Linked DNA regions of Homo sapiens: region 1 is linked to region 2. Evidence: chromatin loops called from intact Hi-C (ENCODE). Cell type or tissue: K562. All regions are shown on one strand. Each heading gives the region's core, and the rest is flanking DNA. Links, peaks and the distances in the headings are about the cores only.

Evidence for each region. Hi-C counts contacts between places; a loop is a spot of excess contacts. Peaks named below come from ENCODE experiments on the same cell type or tissue, not always from the same donor. Only the 100,000 strongest peaks of a DNase experiment are listed, where the experiment ranks them.
Region 1: a loop joins it to region 2, with 2.3 times the contacts of the local background. A loop is called at or near these places in 9 of 110 quality-filtered maps.

What each region holds. Positions count from the first base shown.
Region 1 is chr20:34,237,645-34,247,982 of GRCh38, reverse strand. ASIP (agouti signaling protein) reads right to left here and starts at 6,560. Exons shown (of 4, transcript NM_001672.3): 1 at 6,494-6,560. It also overlaps a transcript of AHCY not described here and the pseudogene DENRP1. RefSeq lists enhancers at 4,967-5,468, 6,522-6,671, 6,692-6,761. In K562, for the core only: no CTCF peak of the experiment used is centred there; no DNase peak of the experiment used is centred there; H3K27me3 peaks cover 324 bases.
Region 2 is chr20:34,185,378-34,195,715 of GRCh38, reverse strand. It overlaps a transcript of ASIP not described here. Among named protein-coding and RNA genes, the nearest start is that of ASIP, 51 kb to the left of the region's middle. In K562, for the core only: a CTCF peak has its summit at 4,936 (motif pointing left); DNase peaks (open chromatin) are centred at 4,935, 5,715 and 5,975.

The DNA of each region.
Region 1 (10,338 bases), core at 916-8,915, 53 kb before region 2:
CTGCCCTCCTTGGCCTTCCAAAGTGCTGGGATTACACGCATGTGCCACTGCGCCCGGCCTTCAGGGGCAATTTAAAAGTCATACAAGACAGGGCACCATGGCTCATGCCTGTAATCCCAGCACTTTGGCAGGTGGAGTCAGGAAGATTGCTTGAGACCAGGAGTTTGAGACCAGCCTGGGCAACACGGCAAGACCTCATCTCCACAAAAATTTAAAAAATTAGCTGGGCATGGTAGTTTCAGCTATCTTGGGAGGCTGAGGCAGGAGGATCACTTGAGTCTAGGAGATCAAGGCTGCAGTGAGCTGTGTTTGTGCCACTGCATTCCAGTTTGGGGAACAGAATGAGACCATGTCTCAAAAAAAAAAGTCATATAAGAAAAAGCATCAGCAGGGTACAGTGACTCATGCCTGTAGTCCTAGCACTTTGGGAGGCTGAGGTGGGTGGATCACGAGGTCAGGAGTTCAAGACAGCCTGACTAACATGATGAAACCTCGTCTCTACAAAAATACAAAAATTAGCTGGGCGTGGTGGCATGTGCCTGTAATCCCAGCTACTCGGGAGGCTGAGGCAGGAGAATCGCTTGAACCCGGGAGGCGGAGGTTGCAGTGAGCCGAGATCACACCATTGCACTCCAGCCTGGGCAACAGAAGGAGACTCTGTCTCAAAAAAAAAAAAAAAAAAGCATCATATAATGTAATAATCATAGCTTTCGTAATAAGATGGAAACCTGTTTCAATTGAGGACCATGTGAGGCAAATATCAATTTAAATCAGTCTTTTCTAAAAATAGCTATTTAGGAGAGAGGCATATACAATGTTAAACACAACGGGCTACATTGGCTCATGCCTGTAGTCCCAGCTACTTGAAAGCATGAGGCAGGTGGATCACCTAAGCCTGGGAGGTTGAGGCTGTGGTGAGCCATGATCATGCCACTGCACTCCAGCCTGGGTGATAGAGTGAGACCCTGTCTAAAACAAAAAACAAAAAACAAAAAAACAAAAACCAACAACAATGACAACTAAAACAAAAAAAACTAAAAACATAAAATGTTAAACTCACTAGGTTTTTAAATTAAAGAGAGGAGTATAAAACAGGCAGAAAAGGAAAGGAGAGAGGAGAAAAGTACAGAGGAAAAGAAATAAATAGAAGAGTTGTGGGAATTGGAGTTAATCAGTAAAGGGAGCTTCAAGTTTATCTGCAATTTTAAAAAATATAAAAGATGAAGGCCCGGCACAGGGGCTCACGCCTGTAATCCCAGCACTTTGGGAGGCTGAGGTGGGCAGATCACTTGAGGTCAGGAGTTCAAGACCAGCCTGGGCAACATGGCGAAACCCCATCTCTACCAAAAATACAAAAAATTAGTCAGGCATGGTGGCATGTGCCTGTGGTCCTAGGAGGCTGAGGTGGGAGGATTGCTTGAGCCCGGAGGCAGAGGTTGCAGTGAGCTGAGATTTCTGAATCCAGTGGGGCTGATTGCAAAGGAGACCCAAGGAACAGTGCCAAGTTAGATGCCAATTACCCACTTCGAGTCCTTTATTGTGGAGTCTGTTCATTACCAACAGAGTACTGTGAATATATGCCTGATGTTGCTCATTGTAAACAATGGTTAGAGAAGAATTTTCTAAATGAACTTGCAAAATTTACTGTAGAAAATTCACCCAAACAAGAAGCTGGAATTAGTGAGGGTCAAGGAACAGCAGGGGAAGAAGAGGAGAAGAAAAAACAGAAGAGAGGTGGAAGAGGCCAAATAAAACAAAAAAAGAAGACCATACCACAAAAGCTTACTAAGGCCAAAATTCCTAGAGCAAAGAAGAAACATGTGACAAGAGTGTGTGGCCTTGCAACTTTTGAAATTGATCTTAAAGAAGCACAAAGATTTTTGCTCAAAAATTCTCCTGTGCTGCCTCAGTAATGGGGAGGATGAAATTATTCGGGGAGACTTTACAGATGACATAATTCATGTCATTCAGAAAAATGGCCAGAAGTAGATGATGACAGCATCAAAGATCTTGGAGAAGTAAAGAAGTGAATTTGAAAATTTGTCTGTATTTAATGGCCTGAACTGAGAGTTGATATGGCCAAAGGGAGAGAGGCCTTTATATATACATATATATATATTTACTGTAGAATATATATATATTCTACAGTAAAACTGTAGACTGCCCTCGTCCTTGGCATTTTCACTGTTTTGTACAAGGTTGCTTGTTTTTTTAATTGCCAAAGTCAAATAAACAGGGAGACTGTCATGCTCATGCATGAATAGAATTTAGTCAAATAAAAAATTTTGGTCATTTGCTGGGCGTGGTGGCTCACGCCTGTAATCCCAGCACTTTGGGAGGCCAAGGCGGGTGGATCATGAGGTCAGGAGTTCGAGACCAGCCTGGCCAATATGGTGAAACCCCGTCTCTACCAAAAAAAATACAAAATTTAGCCAGGCATGGTGGCGCACACCTGTAGTCCCAGCTACTCAGGAGGCTGAGGCCTGAGAATCGCTGGAACCTGGGAGGCGGAGGTTGCAGTGAGCCGAGATCTGCCATTGCACTCCAACCTGGGTGACAGAGTGAGACTCTGTCTAAAAAAATAAAATAAAATTTGGTCATTTGGTACTGACTTTCTCTTTGTCTCTCTCTCTTTTTTTTTTTTTTTTTGAGACAGAGTCTCACACTGTCGCCCAGGCTCGAGTGCAATGGCATGATCTCAGCTCACTGCCACCTCCGCCTCCCAGGTTCAAGCGATTCTCCTGCCTCAGTCTCCTGAGTAGCTGGGATTACAGGCGCCTGCCACCACGCCCAGCTAATTTTTGTATTTTTAGTAGCGACGGGGTTTCATCATGTTTGCCAGGCTGGTCTCGAACTCCTGACCTCGTGATTTGCCCACCTTGGCCTCCCAAAGTGCTGGGATTACAGGCATGAGCCACTGTGCCCGGCCTGACTCTCTCTTTGTCTTTTTATTTTTTGAAAAACCCGGTAGACTTTTTATGTGGAGCATTTTTGTTGATTATTTTACTGATCTAAAGCTGAGTGATTTTTAAAAATAATTTGAATTTGGCTTCCTAACCAGTAATACGTCTCCTTGCTTCATTGATGTGACAGTTTTGAGATGGGTGTGAATCTAATAAATTTGTGGTTCAATTTGCTTTGTTGTTACAAAGTCCACCCTACGGGCACAATAACATACTGTTGGTAGGAGTTGTTCGAGCTATTCTGGAGATTATTTGATAAAGTATGCTAAAAGCCTTAAAACCATGAATGTGCGCTGTTTGAAACAGTAAGCCACTTCTTTGACATTAGAAGACATTAGAAGAAATAACCAGCCTTGCGTAAAACTTATGGATGAAAGTATTCATCACAATATTATTTATAATGAAAAATTGCAAATGTTACAAATGAACAATTGGAAAATGATTAAACAAGTGATGGCACATTGTGTGGTAGAATATTACGCATATGTTTAAAGAATCATATTTTCTAAGATTACTTGGAAACATTTTGGTAATGTCAAAGGCGGGCACCTCAGACACATTTTAGACATTAATCATCATCATTGTTCTGAGTGGAAGGCCATTCAGAGAGGCTAGAGGTTCTTATTCTGGCTATAAATTATGTGAGTAAAATTCTGCTAACCAATGAAAAATACTGTACACCCATGCTCAAGATGTAGTCCTGGAAATAGCAAGTGAAACATGTCTTCTCACAAGAGAAGTTTTAATGACAAGAGAAGTAAAAATGACAGTTTTAATGATGCATTAGATGAATTTAAACTTTAAATCAGATGCTGCAAATTGGAAGGAAGACTTGCGGTGTTTGTTCTAAATTGCTGCGGACACTTCTAAGAAACTTAGAGCCCACAAAACCATGGTTTATTGTCATGCAAATTACGATCTTGAATGAGAGTTTTTTTGTTTGTTTGTTTGTTTTGAGATGGAGTCTCACTCTGTCGCCCAGGCTGGAGTGCAGTGGCGCAATCTCGGCTCACTGCAAGCTCCGCTTCCCGGGTTCACGCCATTCTCCTGCCTCAGCCTCCTGAGTAGCTGGGACTACAGGCGCCCGCCACCACGCCCGGTTAATTTTTTTGTATTTTTAGTAGAGACGGGGTTTCATCGTGTTAGCCAGGATGGTCTCGATCTCCTGACTTCATGATCCACCCGCCTCGGCCTCCCAAAGTGCTGGGATTACAGGCGTGAGCCACCGCGCCCGGCGAGACAGTTTTTTTTTTTTTTTTTTAAATACAATATTAGAAAAATGTAAAGTATTAGAAAGATGTAAAATTTAAAAATGAAATTCTGCATTAACTGTGAATTCTACTAAATAGAATTACTGGTGGAGCAAATTTATCCATCGAGACTATCTGGTATGTGTTACATATGTATTCTGTTGGTGCTGGCAGATGTCTGTGTGCCTGTATCAACATGTGCTCCACAGTTCTTAGCAAATGCAGTTTCAATCCATAGCTAGCCAGCAGTGGATGTTACCACAGGAAAATGCAGGATTAAAATTGTCCTTGTGTAAAAAAAAATTCAGAATAATTTTTTCTTAACAACACTAAAATTATTTGATCTCTTGGGCTGTATCTACATACACGTACCGATTTCACTATTGTGACTGAATTGGCTAGTCTAATTGTTATGCCTAACAGATGCCAAATTGAATAATATTTTAATGGGTGGTTTGAATCTTCTGTAGACAACCTGCTTCAGAACTCTTCTTTGAGACCAAGAACCATATGGCAGGCCCAGACTGCCTGAGGGGTCCTGAGTTAGAACTTGAGAGAAGACTTGAGGCTGTGTCCCTTCTCAAGGGACAAAAGGACAAGACTCCTTCAGGCAGCTGTTTGTCAGTGTGAAATCTGTCTCCCTGTTCCACTGAAACAGGGGTCAGAGTCTAGGCTTCCCAGATGTTCATTCCCACAGTGTACAAGGAATACAATGCTGATAGGCGATGCTAAATGATTGTTTTAGATCTCCTGACATCATTCCCTTTAGGCTGTTTTATCTATCATTACTCAACAAAGACCTTAGTGGGTACTATATTGGTTTTGTTTATGCTCTCCAGAAATCACTTCTCTGCCTTTTCTCCTTCTCAGTAATCATGTCTTTTGATTTCTGAATTCCTTTACCTGGGGTGCATTCTGCACAAGCACTCATTAAGCATAGCTGAAGCTGAGCTGACAGTCTGTGACAGCTCTCAACAACTTTACAGCAGAAGGAGGGAAGAGGCTTTGATGTGAGATGAAATTTTCTGCAGAAGAGGATTAAGTCAGAACCAAGGAGATATAGCTGAGCAAATCTTAAGAATATGTATGCATTAGTTCTATTTGGAGAAAGTAGAAAAGGTTTTGAGACAGACATTTATGAAAGTGTTTTTCATTTTGTTTTGTTTTGTTGTTTGTTTGTTTTTTGAGTGGGTCCCAGTAAGGCATCCAAAATAACCAAAGAAAACCCAAAATGACTGGCTGGGTGCTGTGGCTCACGCCTGTAATCCCAGCACTTTGGGAGGCTGAGGTGGGCAGATCACCTGAGGCCAGGAGTTTGAGACTAGCCTGGCCAACATAGTGGAACCCTGTCTCTACTAAAAATACAAAAATTAGCCAGGCGTGGTGGTGTGTGCCTGTTGTCCCAGCTACTCAGGAGCCTGAGGTGGGAGAATCGTTTGAACTCAGGAGGCAGAGGTTGCAGTGAGCCAAGATCATGCCATTGCACTCCAGCCTGGGTGACAGTGAGACTCCGTCTCAAAAATAAATAAGTAAATAAATAAAATAAAATAAAAATAATAAAATAAAATAAAATAAAAATTTTAAAAAGGAAACCAAAAATGACTTCACTATGCCATCCCATTTAGCCTCTTTAATCTCCTCCAATGGAAACAGCAGAACAAAATGTTCCATATCACTGAAGCAGAGCGAACTCACCTACAATTGAAAACATTAACCTGAGCTTCCTTTAATGGGCATTAAAATGTGTGAATATGGATATCCATTCAGAAAAGTCAAACATTTACAAAGGAAAAGGAGAGTCTGCAATAAATGGAATTTTGGTCATCTGTTTCATCTCTAATAAATATGAAATGAACAAATGCTACACGTGCAGACTGATCCCTAAATCCTAAATTCTGCTCTGTAAGAGTTATTAGAAATCTGAAACCACAAGCAACTTTCTGAAGACATTTAAAGAAGCATTAAAGTGTGACTTTGGGGTCAGGGTCGATATTTAGGAGTACTTCTTTCTTAGATATACATATAGATATATTTATTTATTCGTTTACTGCTAGGCAATGGAAAAGGCACAGAGTAAAGAGAAAGAAGCCACTAGTTAGCAAAAGATCAACTGCTTTCTTCACACTGAACTCCTCTTAACTACTCTGACCCACAAAAGTGAATCAAAAAAATCTGTTTAACTTTCCAAGAAAGGAGGGATAACTGTTAAGTCCTTTCAACTTTCCAAAGTAGCAGCAGCTTCACTCCTGAAAGCAGATTAAAGTTGCCATCTAAACTCACATGCTTTCCCGCAAAGAGCCCAGGCCAAGGAACTTCCTTTTTCACCTTGCAGCTGTAGAGATTTGCTGCTTGCTCATCTATAACTTCAAAGACAAGAACAAGAAAACAACCAATCATACTACAAAATTATTTCAAACTTCACCACATCTCACAGGCAGGAAGGTTCTTTCAGATCCACAGTGAAAATAGGAAATGTTTCATCAGCTGAAAGGCAGCTGCAAGCAGATCAAGAGAGGTTTTACAAAAGAAGCAAAAGGTAAAGGGTTATCCTTTATTTTACAAAGGAGCTCTCTAGCAACCCAGTTCATATAAAAGTTAAACTTAGAGAAGAAAATAGAATCTCTATAGGCGGCAGAAGAAAAGAAAATTGTTTCCTCCTATTTACGGTGCAAGTGACTGTGCCTCTATTAGCCCCTCTAAGGGTCGCCAAAGCAGAGCGTCTTTCCTGTCCGTGGATAGCAGAGGCAAGGCGTGTTGCTCTGAGATTTTTTAAAGATCCCAGGATCTCCCAGAGCTGGCTTCCCCACCTCATCTCTTTGCTTTCAGCCAAGCAAACGTCATGCCTTCATACTCATTCTGGTTGCCAGAAGTCTTGTGGTCTGTTCTTCCCATATTTCTCCCAATTCTTTAGAATTGGAATTGATGTTGACATTGAGGTTACAAGGGATTGGAAGGGAAGTGGTTGCATCAAGGATACTCCAAGGGCAGAGTTTAATGAAAATTTAATTCAGAATGGATCCCAAGAGACGGAATAAAACAGTCTAATTGAGTTAACCTAGAAAAACAAGTCCTGCCAAAGAAGGGTCTAATTCAGCTTGTTTCAGAAATTCCGGGTGAGTTAAGGAGTAGTTGGTGGAGAAGCTAAACTCTTGATGGGCAGATTGCTGAGGCCCAGCCCACCTTATTAGTAAAATCTCTTTGGGACCTTTTTTTGCAGGAATATTGGTCTCATAATTTTCAGATTTCAGTCAAAGGGCTGTACTTACACAGACTCAAAAACTATGACGCTGCAGTTCTTTTCTTCTCCTTACTTAGTTGGTTTTCCTTGGATCAACTAGAATTTACAAGGTTATGTGAAAGCTGATCACACAAACTGGGTCATTCTTGTCATACCCAACTAAATCAGAGTCTAGGGACCAGGAGGGAAGAAGCACTTGGGGCACAGCACCTGCTCCATGAATTAAATTTTTCACAAGCCCAGCTGCTAAAATGGCCTGCTGTAACCCCAAGACTAGTTTAGTAGCTGCTGAAACATGACTTTAAGAATAGTTTTGCCTACCACCATCACTCACCAATCAGAGTTTGCCAGCTCCCAAATGCTTCTTTTTTCTCTTTTTTTCCCTTCTTTCCAAATGATTCTTTAGTGCCAATGAGCTTTCTTTCAAAACAGTATAGAACATTTCTCTAATAAAACTCCCAACCTTCTTTCTGTTCCTCAGACACACTGAAGACCACCTGGTTAGTGTGTATGCCTCAAACTGCAATCCTTGCTTCCAAAATAGAATGCTTTAAAGTTAGAGATTCATCGCTATGTTTTATTTTGACTTCAACAGTCACAATGTATTGCTTCCTGGATAATGTGGAGCTTAGAGGCTCTGCAGAAGAAAGTAGGTTAATATGGGGCCCTGCAATAAACATTGTCTGTTTTCGTGGTGATGGGTGCAGAAGAGTGGGATAGGGGATGGCACACCCCTACATTATCCTTATTTCTAGGAACCAATTTCTTTTGGTGATTTGTAGAGACAAGGGCAACTGGAAAGATAAGTGAATAGGGAGTCAGGAGATCTGGATTCCAGTTTAGGCTTTGTTACTTTCTCTCTGATCTTGGACAAGTCACATAAACTGTCTGAACACTGCTATCTCATCTACCAACCACACTGGGCTGAAAAGAGGATCCAATGAGATAATGTAGACGCCTTGAAAACTCTGAAGCATTCCACAAATGTGAATGTTTTCCAAATTTTAGTTCATTATATGACCCACCAAGTAAGGCTTTGGATAAAGAATTTGATTGGGAGGCCGAGGTGGGTGGATCACCTGAGGTCAGGAGTTCGAGAAGAGCCTGGCCAACATGGTGATACCCCGTCTCTACTAAAAATACAAAAAATAGCCAGGTGTGGTGGCAGGTGCCTGTAGTCCCAGCTACTTGGGAGGCTGAGGCAGGAGAATCGCTTGAACCTGGGAGGCAGAGGTTGCGGTGAGCCAAGATTGTGCCACTGCACTCCAGCCTGGGCCAGTCTCAAAAAAAAAAAAAGTATTTGAACATGGGGTTGGGAGGAGAAGAGGAACATACTGAGTCTGATGGATATTAGGTGGTGAGATGGGGGATGGGAGTGGAACTAAGTGGAAAAGAAAAAGCAGGGAAAGAAAGCAGAAAAGATATCAAGTTTCTAGAGAAAGACTTGGCCCAGGTGTCTTTGGGGGCTTAAATTATTCCCTTAGAAATAATTAGCCAGGAAAGTATTCTGGGAAGATGGCAGAGTAGGAAGCTCTAGGATTCTGTTTCCTTACCTAACCAAAACTTGTACTGGCAGAATCTGTAACTATTTTAAAGCCATGGAGTCTATTGAAGGCTTGCAACTTCTAGGTGAAGGCTTGGATGGCAAAGTGTCCTTGGCACAGAGATAGCCTATAACAATAAAAAAGAAACATCAACAATAACAAAAAACAGTAACAAAATAAAGTAAACCCTGAGGAAAGGGGAGAACCTGGTTTCTAGAGTTACCACATTATTAAACTAAAATGTCTAGTTTTCAACCAAAAAATCACAAGGCATACAAAGAAAAGAAAAAATATGGCACATTCAAAGGAAAAAAGTCAACAGAAGCTCTGAAAGTCCTCATGGCAGACCTACTAGACAAATATATTAAAACAATTGTCTTAGAGATGCTCAGAGAACTAAAGGAAGATGTGGAGAGTGAAAAAAACAAGTACAAGCAAAAGGGGAATATCAATAGAGATATGGAAAACCTAAAAAGAAACCAGAAAGTACAAGAACTTTTTGTAGTATTGATTAGTACAATAACCAAAATTTAAAAATGCACTAGAGGGATTCAAAGGCAGATTTGATTAGACAGAAGAGAGACTCAATGAACTTGAAGATAGAACCATGAAAATTACTGAGTCTGAGGAACATAAATAAGATTGGAGAAAAGTAAACACTGCCTAAGGGACATGTGGGACACCATCAAGCAGAAAAACATATGCATTCTCTCAGAAGTCTAGCCATCCCAGAAGGAGAAGAGAGAAAAAAACCCAGAATATTTGAAGAAACATTGATTAAGACTTCCAAAGTTTGATTAAAGATATGAATATAAACATCCAAGAAGCTCAATGAACTCCAAGTAAGATGAACTCAAAGAGATCCACACAAAGATACGGTATAATCAAACTTTTGAAAGCCAAAACCAAAGATAAAATCTTGGAAGCAGCAAGAGAGATGCGACTCATCACATACAATAAATCCTCAATAAAATCATTAGCAGATTTCTTATCAGAAACTTTGGAGGCCAGAGGCTGTGGGCTGACAAATTCAAAGTTCTGAAAGAAAAAAACTGTCAACCAAGAATCCTATATCAGATTATCTCAATTGATGCAGGAAAAGCATTTGACAAACTCTAACATAATTTCATGATAAAAAAAAACACTCCACAAACTAGGAATAGGAGGACTGCTTCAACATAATAAAAGCCATATATGAAAAACCCACAGCCAACATCATACACAATGATGAAAGAATGAAAGATTTTCCTCCAACATCAAGAACAAGACAAAGATGCCTGCTTTCACCACCTCTACTCAAAATAGTACTGGAAGTTCTACCTAGAACAATTAGGCAAGGAAAA
Region 2 (10,338 bases), core at 1,513-9,512:
CTGGTATATTCTGTTTTTTCAAAGCCCCAACCTGCCAGAGGCTGAAACCAAATCCTTCAACCTGCAATTTGTCACTTTTAGGTAAATGTCGGTCAGCTTTCTTACATCTGTCTAACAGTATGTTGGAGTGACCAAATCAAAGGGCTGTAATGGGCCCACCATTCCTGGTAATTATCTTTGCATGGGGCCCTCCTGCTGAGGGTTGTGCCTAAAGTGAAGCCATCAGCGTAAGTGCCCTGATCCTTAATGAGATCCCTGTGGCTTGAGGAGAGGAGACACAGATGCACTCCTTACCTTCATCGTGGATCAGATTCTTCCTCATTTTCACAGAGCCACTTGGCCAAAGGAACCATCTTATTCTCAGGGCTCAGCTCAGTTGGGAGACTCCCAACCAAACGCTTCCAGGGCCTGGTTCCATTTACGCCCTGGGTTTGCTCTTTCCATTGCCCGTGTTGTCAGCTCAGTACAACATGGCTGCTCCTTCCATGAGGAGCAGCTCAGTAGGGTTCTGCATTCCTACAGCTCAGTAGGGCTCTGCATTCTGGTACAGTGAAGGGTACAGACCTGCAGCCTTTTTTTTTTTTTCTGGTACCTTCTCAGCTGCCTGTCTACAAGGCATGGGCAGTGGCCAGCAACTACAACAATAATTTAGGCACTTAAACACTTTTGAAAATTCTGCACCCAAGCAAGAAACTGTGATTCTGAAACTCCAATTAGCAGAATGTACCAGGCAAAAATCATCCAGGCACATTGGCTTTCAGAAAGTTTTACTATAGAAGAAGCAAATAAACAAAAAAAATAAGGAGATGAGGAAGGAGGGGGATGGAGAAAGAGGAAAACGAGGAGAAGAAGAAGTCAAGCCCATAGATATATTACTATAGCATAGATATTGTACTGTACCAAAGCACCCGCTCAGAAAGCGAAAGAAATTTCTTCTTCCCTCCCTGGAGCTCACCTCTCTCTATACAGGGCCCTGTTCCAGGAAATCGTCAGTGGCTGCTCTCTGTGGTCAATAATAGATAATTCCAGATCAAAAGAAGTGTTCTGAAGTCAAGACGTAGTTTTTAGATCAATGGTTTTACAAGTGGAATCTGGGGATCTCTGGTGGGTCTGCAAAATTTCTTCCAGGCGTTCAGCGGGCTGAGTCGAAATGCAAGCGTGTTGGGTGGTTCTTTCTTTTTTTTTTTTTTCCTTTGAAACAGATTTTCCACTGCAGATTTGAAATAAAATTTAAATGCACCAAAGCAAATATTTTTGAAAGGAGCTATAAATAATCACAAGGGATTCAGCAAAAACACCTCAAGGGTGTTTTTTGTTTGCTTGCTTGTTTATTTAATCTAGTAAATAGGTGAGACTCTTGTTCTGCTTAAGTAGTCTAAAGACTAAAAATTTCGAGACTCACCAGATTAAAAGATGAAAAGATGAACCTTGCAAAGTGCATCTTTTTCAGGGGAAGAAAGTAAGATTTTTTTCTTCTCTGGGTTTCCCATTTCCCAGTGTCATTTATTCCTGGTTCTCTCTCTCAGCACTGCTTTCTAGTTCAGTGCCCACAGCTTGGAGTCAGGAGCAGCCACTATCAAAAATAATCCCTCTCTGCTGCCACTGGTATATTTATTTAGGGTTTTCCTCCAGGGAGCAGGAGTTCAATTGTGGGGTAAAGGGGACATTAAATGTGGCTGCAGCTTGGGGATATCTGTTTTTCTTTTTTCTTCATTCTAGTCCCATGGGAAGAGGTAACCTCAGGAAACTCTGGGCTGCTGGAGAAGAGTTTTGTGAGTTATCTAATAACCTGGTTGTCAGCCACATGGCACAACAAAGCTGTCCAGACATTTAGGTTCCTCGGATGCCATGAGATAAAAATTTGCACTTATGCCTGCATCTACTTTTCCCTTTCTAACAGAGTAACATGCACATTTGGCTATTTGTTGGACTGATTTGCACGGCCATAGTTTCCTAGAAGGATTTTAAAACAGACTGGGCTGCCTACACTGCAGATAAACAGTTTGGAAGCTGTACATTAAAATGAACTTAGAGGTCTCTAGTTGGATTTTGGTGAAGTGTTTGCAACACCATTTACCTATCTGGATAATTCTGTCATGTACAAAGTACTCTCCAATAATTCAGATGTCCAATAATGCAGATCCTGTATTACCCATATGCTGTTAGCCCTTTCAATCCTTTGTGCAGGCTTACCTAGAAATAAAGGAAAAAATGTTCTTCCCACCTTGCTTGATAAGATAACAACAATGTGTTTGGTTTTTAATGTAACTGGAAAAAAAAAAAGATGGAAGAAAAAAAGGCCAATTCCAACATCTGGATGAAATTTATTACATACCTCTCTGGGACCCCCTGGTTCCTGAATGATTTGGCTTATTATCCCTTTTCCAAGTCTTCAGAGACTCAATGACTCGAATGTCAGGGAATGATACTTTGCTGCCGGATACTACAAAGTTGGTTTAAAGAGGTTGTAGAAATGCTGTAGCTGTAACCAAGCTCCTCACAGGGGGAGGTGGGGCAGCACATGCCATGTAAGCATGCTCACATATTTCTGTGTGGATACCCAGTTGGAAAGTTATTTGCCACTTCTGGAGAAGCTGGAAGTTGTCGACTATACAGATAGATAAAGAGAGGGGTTGGTTAATGGGTACAAAAATACAGTTAGATACAAGGAATAAGATCTAGTGTTGGGTAGCACAAAAGGGCAACTATAGTTAACAATAATTTATTACATATTTCAAAATAAAAGCGTAGAGTTGGAGTATTCCTAACACAATGATAAACGCTTGAGGTGATGGATATCCCAATTATCCTGAGTTGATCATTATATATTTTATGCATGTATGAAAATATCACATGCACCTTATAAAATGTGCAACTATTATGTATCCATAAAATTTTTTTAAATGTTTTAAAGCTTGGGGGATCCAAGTTTGCTGCTTACTTCCAATCTGATGCATCACCAATCTGAGGCAGGCCCCAAACTTTGGCAACAAGGTATGAGGTAAGCACCACTTTAGTGCAGGGAGGGTAACCTGGTTGAGAAATTGACTGATTTTCTGTAGTGTCTGCCATTTCTGTTCTTCACAAAAGAATAGACCATTCCTATCTTCCTCCACACTCCCAATCCCAAAGGGTAACCAGGGCTTTTTGTTCTGGAGATCAGGCTTTCTCTCATCTCAGGAAAAAAAAAAAAAGAAGAAGAAAAAAAAGGAAAGGAAAAAGAGAAAGAAACAAAGAAAAGAAATTGAGCTGCGTGTGGTGGCTCATGTCTATAATCTCAGGAGGTTGAGGCAGGAGGAGCACTTGAGCCTAGGAGTGAGCTATGATCACACCACTGCACTCCAGCTTCGGCAAGAGAGCGAGACGCTGTTTCAAAAAAGAAAGAGGCCAGGAGCAGTGGCTCATGCCTGTAATCCCAGCACTTTGGGAGGCCAAGGTGGGTGGATCACCTAAGGTCGGGGGCTTGAGACCAGCCAACATGGAGAAACTCCGTCTCTACTAAAAATACAAAATTACCTGGGCTTGGTGGCTCATGCCTGTAATCCCAGCAACTTGGGAGGCTGAGGCAGAAGAATCACTTGAATCTGGGAGGCAGAGGTTGTGGTGAGCCGAGATCGGGCCATTGCACCATGGGCAACAAGAGCGAAACTCCATCTCCAAAAAAGAAAAAAAAAGAAAGAAATCAGGCCAGGCACAGTGGCTCACGCCTGTAATCCCAACACTCTGGGAGGCCGAGGCAGGTGGATTACCTGAGGTCAGGGATTTGAGACCAGCCTGGCCAACATGGTGAAACCCCGTCTCTATTAAAAATAGAAAAAATTAGCTGGGCATGGTGGTGGGCACCTGTAATCCCAGCTACTCAGGAGGCTGAAGCAGGAGAATCGTTTGAACCTGGGAGGCAGAGGTTGCAGTGAGCTGAGATTGTGCCATTGCTCTCCAGCCTGGATAGCAAGAGTGAAACTCTGTCAAAAAAAAAAAAAAAAAAGAGAGAGAGAGAGGAAGGAAGGAAAGAAAGAGGGAGGGAAGGAAGGGAGGGAAGGAAATAAAGCGAAGAAAGAAATCAACAAGCTTTTGTTTTAAAAAATTAACCCAGTCTTAGAGGCAATAAAACTGTTTTGTCTGAGAGGAGGAAGGATTTGTAGAATTAGAAGAGGGCAGAGGAGAATTTCCTGAGCCTGGCTTTGAGGCATGGTGCTGAGGAGCACTGCAGCCTCCTTTTGTGGCCAGGTCCTGCTCCAGGCCTCCCACAGACCGCTGGGACCAGAGGGCCTTCAATGGGGATGACAGTGTGCTCAGGGAGGTAAGCAAAGGCACTGCTGATCCCGAGCCTCAGCAGAGGTCTTCATGCCATAGAGAAACCTGGAGAAAGGGTCGTAGAATTGTTTTGGGCAAAGAGCGCCAGGGGTGACAGGCACCCTCATCTAAGAGACATCTTCCCCCCAGTATGTGTAAGCTCCTGATAAAGGACCAAGATTGGATTTGCTACTCATTGTTGGATGGAAGCCAAGGGTATTTAATTTAGAAAATTAAAGAAATGTGACATTTCCACCACCTGTATGTCAGGGAACAAAGTAATACCTGTTTAACACCAGGCTCCACACTTTCCTTTAAAGTCTTTTAGGTTTCCTGGCTCAAAGAAGCCTCCAGCTTGATTTGTTGAACTGTGCCTCTCAGGAGCTGAAGGCAGGCAGTGTTCCAGGATATGTGCATATGGGGGTGCATGCTGCTCTGTGAAGGAGCTTTGCACTTGGGCCCCATTCCAGTCCCTCCCTTACCAATTCAATAGGAGCCTGAGTCAATGGTGGACTCAGACAAAGACATTCCCTGAAAAAGAGAGGAAAGGAAGCTGGGCAGAAGTTGCATGCAGGACTGGGATTGCTCAGGATTGGGGCTCCTGAAGCCTTGCTGCGAAACACATCCTCAAGTCTGCACTGCCTCCCGGTGGCCACACCAGAGCTCAGCTCTGCACTTGGTATGGAGAAAAGACTGCATGGGATGTGTGTGTTTCTTCCGGCTGGAGCTCTTTGGAGACTCATCAGAAACCTTGATGAGATACAGAATTCCGAAGGAAGAGGAAGCCTTAGTGAGGAAGGGGGTGAGTTCTGTTTACTCTGAAGTATCTGTGGAATACACTGAAATATAGATATCTAGGAATCTGTCAAAATAAAAATCTAAAGGTCAGGAGAGAGATCTAAACTAGACATGCAGATAGGAGTGTTATTATCATATACGTAGTAATTAAAACCAGGGGAACAGATGAGATCACCCAGGGAAAATGGGAATAGTGACAAGGGCTGAGTTCCAAGGACTACACTCTAGAGTGGGCGGAAAGGTTTGGTGATATCATCTTATGTATTTTTCTGGGGCTTTGGAATTTCTCAACTCATTATCATACTCATTATCTTTCATACTCATTATCTTAATTCTCATCTGGGAGGTTCTATAAAATACCTGGTAAAACGAGGTGTGACTGGGATGATGCCAACACTGCAAGAAATCCAATCTATCGGACAGGCAGGAGGTGGGGCCTGGACACAGTGTCACAAGGGATAGTGATTCCCAATGGTAGGCTTGAAGCCCCAGGTTAGCATCACACGGAATGACTCCTAAGAGCACTTGAAGCTCTTGCCTAGGCTATTGGTGAAGAGCATAGCTGGTCCATGGCGCTGGGTTAGAAAGGCTGTTGCGGGACAGTGGCCAACCTGACAAAAGCTCTGCAGCGGGAGCTTATCTCCAGAAGCAGATGCAGCCTGCCTGCCTCTGCATGTCCTACAGGCAGCAGTCCACCGGACCGAGCTGAGGAATGGTCTTCCCAACTGGGAAGACAGGCATCCTTTCCAGAGACAGAAATATGGCAACCAGAGTACTTGCTCCTTTCTGAGTGACTGGGGTTGGTGGGAGACATGAAGCCTGACCTGGCCCTACAAGGAGGTCTGTAAGGCAGAGGGGTAGAATGCAAGGCAGAGATAAATGCAATGAGGTGACTCCTTTGGTAGAGTCCCCACTTCCTTCAGTTGGTCTCACCTACTCTGAACGTACTTCCTCCCATAGTATTTCAGAGTTTCCCTGTGTTATAATGTGTTATTGTGCACCTATTCACATGCTCCCTTGAGTTCCTCAGGCTGTTCATCCGTGTGGCTTCTCCAGGGTTTGCCTAATACTTAGGGGGAGCAGGGCCAGGTGTGGTGGCTCATGCCTGTAATCCCAGCACTTTGGGTGGCCGAGGTGGGCGGATCACATGAGGTTGGGAGTTTGAGACCAGCCTGACCAACATGGAGAAACCCCGTCTCTACTAAAAATACAAAATTAGCCGGGCGTGGTGGTGCATGCCTATAATCCCAGCTACTCAGGAGGCTGAGGCAGGAGAATCACTTGAACCCGGGAGGTAGAGGTTGCGGTGAGCCGAGATCACGCCACTGCACTCCAGCCTGGGCAACAAGAGCAAAACTCCATCTCAAAAAAAAGAAAACAAACCTTAGGGGGAGCAGTTAAGCTACCCACATGGCCAGAAGTTCTAGGCACCAGACCGTGGCTCTGCTCCTTATTGCTTGAGGTTTTGTTTAACCTCCCTGAACCTCAGTTTTCTCATCTGAAAAATGCCTCACGGTCGTTGTGAGAATTAGAGAATACTCAAAAAGTCTAAATGACAGCACTCGATAGTGTCATTATTGTGACAGTTTCATCTACTACAAATATATTATCCTGTCTTTTTAGAAATTTCTACCATTAAAATGACTCTTTAGGTTAAAGATCTCAGAGCCCTATCATAATGCTTATAGGGAGAAGTATGGTTCTTATTATATTATTGGTCATTATCATGATCCTGAATTGGTTTAGGTAAAGCAGAGGGCAGGAATGGGTCACAAATAGTAATTTTGTTTGGGCTCCGGGTGGGGGAAAGAAGTGTCTCCCAAACTTCAGTCATTTGAATAGCAATGTCAGGATTTCAACCATATCTCCAACCCAGCTATATTATTATTTACTCAATATTTTTCTTTAAATCAACTAATAACTTTTTCAAAGCTTAAATACATTCGTGTAAATTGGAAAATTTATAGCATGTTACTGTCATTTTTCATAAACAGAATATAATCCTAGAAAAAATTAATAATACAATGTCAATAAATTCTAAATAACTACTGTTACCAGGAGAGCACTCCAGTTCTGAGGTCTATTTTCTTGATTAAAAAGGAATATGTTAAAAGGGAATAAGTTTTGGAATATGTTAATGACACATCAACCCCCACTGAGACTTTCTTCTAGATGAATCCAGGCTTGAAAGCAAATTAAAAAGGAAATTACTTTTCCATGATGTGATAATCTTATGCTTGTCCATCTACCGCCTAAAGTCATCTTCTGTTTAACTTAAACCATCTCACATACCACCAGCAGTACATGTTCTAAGCTTTCGGAGACAAAAGGGCTGAAAGCAGGCTAATGAGTTCCCCAAGTAAACTGAAAAAACTAAACTGGCCAACTTCACCTCCTTTACGATTTTGTGTAAATGCTCTACCATCTTGCGTATAATTTCGTTTTTGTATCCCCTTTGGGAACTAGGATAGAATGGCACACATAAATATGCTCAATAAATATCGGGATGCTGGGTATGGGTAAAATGGTAGCAGAACAAGTCGATCTGAATAGGACCCTGGAAGTGCGAGGGGAAGATGGGTTTTCTGAAATACACTCCCTCATTTCCCACAGCCAAACAATTACAGGCTCAGCCTGAAGTCTAAACAAGATGTGGAAATGCCATACACAGCAGAGGAGAATTGGTTCTAAGGACTGAACTATATGAATAATAGTTATTTCTCTCCTTTTGGACTTGGAGATCTGGCTTTTCATAAATAACTATATTTACTCTTGTAATGGTCCTGCCCCATTTTCAAGTGATAGAGTAACTCCAAAGTATCTTTTCCTCTTAAAGGTCATTTATAGTAAGTGATGTGCTTCAGGAGTGTCTTGCACTGAACTGAAAACAAACCATCAAGGAACACTCCTCACCTGCCATATCCAAAAGGCACTCTAGGTTTGTATCCACTGTAATATATCTTCTTGATTTTGTACAGATAACATTAGCAATGGATACATAACATCTGTCACTGCCATTTATAAAATAAAATATCTGAGTCTCTCAAAGACAGTTTAGGAAATTCACGATCCTCCTAAGAGAAAGACGAAAACACCGTCAGTAGATTCTCAGCCCCAGGACAGGCCAGCTTAAAGTGATTAGGCTTGTGGACAGAGATTAAACTGACAAACCTTACACACTTGGCCCTAGCCTGGAGCAGGGGATTGATTTTTTCTCTGAGAAGAACTTTAGAGGCCAAAGGAAAAGACAAGTTGAAAAGAAATTCCTCTCTGAACAGTTACACAGCTAAGGCAAAGATTTCAGAATTCTGCCCCGAGAATCTTTCTTCCCAGCCTAGTTTAGTGCTATGACCAAATACAAAAAAAAGAACCAATTTAGGACTACCACCAGAATTATTTATTTATGACTCTCACACCCCTTTGTGGATCACTGATGGCAAGTTCTAAGTGACTGATTGATTGGTTCTCCTTTGTGCCTCATTGATCAATCAGGGCATTCCCAAAGACTACTAATTATTTCAGTTTTCAACCCAAGTTAAACATAATCAGGAAGTTAAATCCTACTGCTTCGGATCATGAGGTCAGGAGATCGAGACCATCCTGGGTAACACGGTGAAACCCCGTCTCTAGTAAAAATACTAGGTGCCACCAGGTGTGGTGGCACGCACCTGTAGTCCCAGCTACTCAGGAGGCTGAGGCAGGAGAATCGCTTGAACCCAGGAGGTGAAGGTTGCAGTGAGCCAAGATCGCACCACTGCACTCCAGCCTGGCAACAGAGCGAGACTCCATCTCAAAAACAAAAACAAAACAAAACAAAACAAAAACAACCTACTGCTGCCAAAGCTACCCCAAATTCCAAAGTCAAATATAAGTGAATTGTGGATTGTCTACTGTCTAGAGAATTCTTACCAAGCTCCCAATAGAAAAATGAGAACTGGCCTCATTATTAAATCATGTCACCATCAGTGGCCCATTTTCTTTCCAGCTTTGGTGATGACATCCTTGTATCAGCAGAGCAGAGTTAAATTGTCAGATTCCCAAAGCAATTTCCCTTTGGACTTACCTGTAGATATTACTGAGTAGGAAGGATCGGTGAACTCAGGGTCCAGGCTACCAGCGACTTTGGTAGCCTGACCAAAGCTGTTCACTCCCTTCACATTGCTTTTTATGCAACCCCGGACTATTAATGACTTCCAGCTGTGGGGCGATCCCTCTGACCACTCTGCCTGGCTTCCCAGATCTTCAGTGCTTTCATGTCTAAGAGGACTCTATATTTTCCTGCTCCATGACCTTCTGTCTCTCAGGACTCCTACCACCCAGGGTGCTGACAACTCAGCAAGGGTTTCCTTGGTGTGAGTTCTTTTGCTTATGGCACCTGAGCTATCACATTTCTAATCAGGAGCAGCCTGAAATTACGGTGCAAAAATTAAATTGTGGAGACTAAAGGCATTTGGTGCAACTGAATTTCAGGCAGAGTCTGAAGTTCCCTGGAGTAGAGCTTGCTGTGTGGGGGCCTCCTGCCCATGGCTTTGGAGCACTTTGATAATCTGAAATGTCTTTTAGCCGTGTTAAAGCTCTGGTAGAGCCAGCATCCAAAAAATTTTCTGAACTAGAACTCCATCTGCTACCAATCTCCAAGCCTGAATCATGGCTTTGCCACTTACTAGCCGTGACCTCAGACAAGTTATTTAACCTCTTTTGGCCTCACTTTCCTAAGATGTAAAATGCGGGCAATGAGACTTACTCTACAGTGCTAATGTGAGCTTTAAACAAGCTACGATATGTATAGTACATGGTAGATGCTCAATGAATTTCACTTCCCTTAATTCTACCCTCTACATTTTAGAGGAAATCTGTTTACCTGCCTTACCTCTTGCTTAGTAGACAGGATGAGGCTTGGGTTGAAGAATATATTACTCGGGCAACTCTAGAAAGGACGTGGGGTGGATACTGTAGATAGTCACAGGGATTGGTGTTTCTCTTCCTCAAATCCTAGGTTGTAATGATAAGACCAAGTGATTCTTTGACTTCAAGAATGCTTGCAATGTTCATTTCTGGGACAAGTCTCTCAGTAGGCACGACCAGAACTCCTTGTTAACATAGCCCAGCCCAGAACCTTGAAGATGGCAATGATTTTAATCTTACAGTATGGGGTGGAATAAGCTCAGCCACATATATACATGGCTTTTATATACGGCTCTTAAGAGCATAAGTAGTTGTCACAAGAACATGACATTTCCAGATCTA